Regions from separate parts of the Homo sapiens genome. Here region 2 is linked to region 1. A link is a loop called in an ENCODE intact Hi-C map of the cell type or tissue named here. Cell type or tissue: gastrocnemius medialis. All regions are shown on one strand.

Region 1 (2,500 bases):
TTTGGTTTTGATGTAGTGGTGATAGCTGTGGTCTTCACTGCGCTACAGGCCAGCTGACAAGGATGTTGCTCTCCTTCCAACCTGGGGCTCTTGGTTATCCTTGAAGGAGAGGAAGTGAAATCTTCTTATTTTAATGACCTAATCAGAGGAGCTGAATCAAAACACCATTTGGCAATACCTCAGTACATGATTCTCTAAGGCTCACAAAAAAGTTTTGAAGGAAAGGGTAGTTTGTACTTTCTATCTAAATAAACATTTTCTGAAGTCACAGTACAAAGAGTAGACTACAAGTCCTAATGACCATGGATATCATATACAAAACAAGATTAGTACCTGAGCTTAGGAGGGAGTATTTGTACTTACAACATCTAAAATATCAAATTAATGAGTCAGAACTTTGGCCTTCATTCTATCTGCCTTTGTAAAACATATCTCAGACTTCTCAGGGTAAACTTGATCTGATTCAAACTGGAAACAAGGTATCTCCTGGCCGAGATCTTCTCCTTTCAGATTAAACAGTCTGAAAGGAAAAATGGGATCTTCCCCATTTTAAGAGAATAAACATGTGTCTCTGAGGGGAAAAGAAAATGAAAACATTCTATCAACCAGCACAGCACACTGAGGAAGAGCCAGGTGCAAGCTCAGGGCAACAAGACACGTTTTCTCATTCTCCTTCACTGCCACCATCCTTTCCCAACCCCTGCACTCCCTCTGTCCCCCTCCATCCCCATTAAAAAACAGCAACAAACCGCTATGATTAATGACTAAAGAATAAGAGCAGGTGTACAATCTTTATACATTTTAGATTTGGATCAAATTCACTCTTCTCAATTCCTCTTCCTAAAGCCCCACCAATAATCCTTTGCCATCTGCCCCTCCTCCCCTTTCCTTTCTGAGGCTGCTAATGAAAGTGGGGTGGCCAGGACTGAAGAAGGACTTGAGCTGGCTGTCTCTGATTGACTCCTAGCTATCTCATGCCCCCGCTTCCTGCTGGCAGAAAGCAATGCAAAGTGACTGCTGTAGGAGCAGCTGCTGAAGCTCATTTCCCTCCCCCGATGCCTGTCACATTCTTGGGCAATATTTCAGAAGCTTACTCATCCTGCCACTCACTTCCCCCGCCCCCATACCCCTGCCCCCAAACAAGACATTAGGAAGGAAACATGAGAGATTTTATTTTAGCCTAATTGAGCAACAGCCCTTACTTCATCTTGAGTAAGATAAATGGGCTGTCCAACTTCACTTCTCACTTTATCTGTAATGAGGTTTCTCTCTCAACTGTTTACCAAAGTATTAAAAAGCACTTTGTAGCGCCGGCTGGTATATTCCATCAAAGAGAGTCAATAGAACAGATGAAGACATATGAGAAAGTCAGGAGATAAGGTGCCTTTTATGAAAGTTCAGATTCCAGACCTATTAAAAAGAACCGCTTCCCCCTCTGTGAATTCAGGGACAAAAAAAACAACCTTTTCCTCTTTGGCAGTAAGGTGGTTTCTCATAGGGTAGGACAGCACCTGGCAGGTTTTCCCAGAGTCTGATCGAGGTGAATAATTAATTGTAGTCATTAATGTCCGGGTGGTAAGAAATTGCCAGAATTGTAAGATCCTAATAGGCCATTAGCATCTCTATACTGGATGCACTTTAGTGGACTCTTCCTCTGACCAGCAGCGATGAAACACTGTTCTGTTCTTGCTCAGGCTCTGTCTCCAGCTATTCTGGAAGAGTCGGTCACATTCAGATGTTGAAAGGTACAAGATAGGGAGTCCGAGGAGCAGACCCTGCTCAAGATTTTGACACTAAATGCTGTGTGACCTTAAATGAGCCATTAAATCTCACCACTATATAATTTCTTCCCTTACAAAGTAGGGAGGAACTATCTCATGCTGATAACTGTTCTGATAGGAAATCTGTTTTGATATATTGTGATTTTTACCTAAGAATTAAGTATGGATATTTTGTTGCATTATAGCCTCAGTCCTGTTTGTAGCTGTCATTCAACAGTATGAGGGCCTACTATGCCTGTACTTGTGGTAGGGAGGAAGACAAGACATATAAACCTGCAAAGTGAAATAAAAGGCACAGCCCTGTTGGAATGGGAAGCCAAATTTCTACTCCTCATTCAAAACCTCATGAAATATCTCTCCCTGACTGCCTCCCCAGCTATCTTGGCAAACAGTGCATTCCATAGAAGATCAGGGCCTTTATCACCTCGTGCAGTCATCTGTCTTTTCAACCTCCTCTGACAGCCTGTTATCTTCTAAAAGAAAGGACAGTGTCCTGCTCATTTCCTTATTCCCCCATCCCTAGCATAGTTCCTGAAATATGGTAGGCATGCAATATTTCTACATAAGTAAATGGATGGAGTGAATAATAAATGCCAAATACAGACCATAAGATACAAAAGAGAGGCAGCCATGGTGGACAGAGCCCTGAAATAGGAGCCAGAAGATCAGGGTGCAAATCATCAACTTATTATTCCATGAAACTCTGACTTTGGGCTCTC
Region 2 (2,500 bases), 60 kb before region 1:
ACAAAGAAAATGTTAAATAATTAAGCAAACAGGCCTTTTTACCTGAAGATTGAAGTGTTTTATTTTCCAAATAATTAACTTTCTAATTGCTGATTTTCCTGAAATACTGTCGGGAGAAAACTTGCCCTGAACCCCAGTTTGTATCAGATAAATTCAGTGACTATTTTATTTTATATTTATTTATTTTATTATTAACTTATTAATTAGAGATAGGGTCTTGCTGTGTCACCCAGAATGGAGTGCAGTGGAGTGCAGCTGGGACTACAGGTGTGCACCACCATACCTGGCTAATTTTTTGGATTTTTTTGTAGAGACGTGGTTTCGCCATGTTGCCTAGGCTGGTCTAGAACTCCTGAGCTCAAGTGATCTGCCTGCCTCAGCCTCCCAAAGTGCTGACATTACAGGCGGGGGCCCCTGCTCCTGGCCATAAGTACTGATTTTGAATTATTGATCTGTTGATTTTTCTATTAATCTATTCTTGGTTATTAACTATAAGTTAAGGATTTCCACAGAGAAATTAATATTTAATATGTGTGAGGGTGATGCTAATGAGCTTAAAGAAATTGTGCAACTGGAAGATAAATCATCAGGACTATACACTCTTTCCTTAGATCTTAACATAGTTCATATCATTCAGTCACAGGTCGTTTGTTACCTACTCAGAGATGCTGTTTCTCTAACTACCCGCATCTCACACTCCTCAAACTCCTGCTCCCCTTTCTAGGCCCAAGTTGCCCATCCCTCCCCCACTGAAGCCTTCCCTGATTCTCCTGCTCTCCCTCTTCCTCTCCCTGAAGAATGAATTCTTTCTCTGTACTTGGATTTGTATGTCACTCAGAAACAAACCAACCATGTTGGTCCGCTTTACCATCTTCATATCTTTATATCCTTATTATCAGATTATTTATTTATCTATTGTCTGTCTTTGCCATTAAAATGTAAGCTTCCTAAGAACAGAAACCTTATATGTTTTGTTGGCTGCTGAAACCCATGTGTTTAGAAGAGTGCCTAGCACATATGTAGGTGCTTAATAAGTATTTGTTGAAGGAATAAACAAAATGAACAAACAAATGGATAAACTTGCTTATTAAAGGGAAATTTATGCATGCAGTTTCAATTTTTAAGGGGCTAAGTGAATTTTTTTTAGATCACTCTTTATAGGTGATGTTCACCTGAGTGAAAGGTATTCCCTTTCTTCCCTTCCTATTGGTCACTTTATCTGGGAGTTATTTTATCTAGCCATTGGTGGTAGACTTTGAACATGTAAAAGTCTAGTAGGAGGTCTGTTGCTTAGAATCTTCAGGGATCTGTAAAGACTACGGGGTTCTCTGTTAAGAATGAGGTTGCATAGTTTATCCAGCTGGCCTTGGGATCAGGGTTTGCTTTTGCTCAGTGCCCAGTCCTCCAGCTACACTGCAAGTTTATGGGCTTAGGCAATAGCTTTGTAACTGCTATTTTTGGTTCTACCCACTAGGTCAGGGGCTGGCTATAGACCATTCTCAAAAAGACCCAAGGCTTTACAAAAGCTATTTAAGCTGTTATTTCTAGCCCCTAAACAGGAGCCTCAGTGGAGATTGTAACCAGAAGTCTAAGAATAGAATTCTAGAGGATCCTTCAGCTTAAGGTGTTGATAATAACCTGAAAGTATTAAACCAAGAAGAAGGATGCTGAAAGAAACAATAAAACTCAGAAAATAGAGTAGCAAACGAGATTTTTGAGAAACGAAAGGAGAGAAAGGCAAGGTGAACACTGTTTTGTCAGCCAGAAGTGAGTCATTACTGAGCACAGAATTAATGCTAGTGATATACCTGTGTTAAGATGGGAGGAAGCCACATATTCTAGAGGAAAATGATGCATGATAAACAGCTTGAGTCATCACCTCTAATGTTTAATTAAAAGTATCCAGAAGGCTGTAGATCTACACAGAATCTTTTTACTGCTTTATTATTATATAGGCAGTGCTACCTTTTCTCAAATACCAGTATATTCAATAATAAAAATTGATTCATTGAGTACGTTTAACCACATTTTATGACCTTTAAAAGATGTCTTCATAGTATGAATAGGATATGTTCCAAAAGTTAGTCTATAAATAAATTGCTGGAACATATCCTCAGCAGCTTAAATGACAGGTTTTATGGTATGTTCTGGGAAACTATTTATCTAACTAGGTGTGATTAAAGTGCTAATAAGACATAAACCACAATAAACATTAACAGCTCTTTCAAAACTTAATAATTACAAGGCACCAAACAAAGTGATTTGCATACACAATCATACTTAATCCCCCAAACACTATAAAATATGTATTGTCTCTCTTTTATAATAGAGGGTACTAAAGAAAAAATATTCAATACATTGCTCAGCTCACACAGCAAGGAACAAAGTTAAGATTTGAATTCAGATTCAACTGACTCAAAGCTCTTACTCTTTACCGTTATCCTAGTCTACCTAGGATAGGTAGTTGAAATAGTTGCATGCTTTATATACCAAGAAGTAT

The links. Hi-C counts contacts between places; a loop is a spot of excess contacts. Peaks named below come from ENCODE experiments on the same cell type or tissue, not always from the same donor. Only the 100,000 strongest peaks of a DNase experiment are listed, where the experiment ranks them.
Region 2: it touches region 1 in a loop (2.2-fold over the local background); 10 of 110 quality-filtered maps call a loop at or near these places.

What each region holds. Positions count from the first base shown.
Region 1 is chr1:86,773,420-86,775,919 of GRCh38, forward strand. No RefSeq gene overlaps it. Among named protein-coding and RNA genes, the nearest start is that of SH3GLB1, 70 kb to the left of the region's middle. RefSeq lists an enhancer at 193-1,392. In gastrocnemius medialis, no CTCF peak of the experiment used is centred here; a DNase peak (open chromatin) is centred at 1,032; H3K4me3 peaks cover 676 bases; H3K27ac peaks cover 2,463 bases.
Region 2 is chr1:86,712,956-86,715,455 of GRCh38, forward strand. All of the region lies in intron 1 of SH3GLB1 (SH3 domain containing GRB2 like, endophilin B1), which reads left to right. Among named protein-coding and RNA genes, the nearest start is that of SH3GLB1, 9.6 kb to the left of the region's middle. In gastrocnemius medialis, no CTCF peak of the experiment used is centred here; a DNase peak (open chromatin) is centred at 1,402; H3K4me3 peaks cover 1,291 bases; H3K27ac peaks cover 2,500 bases.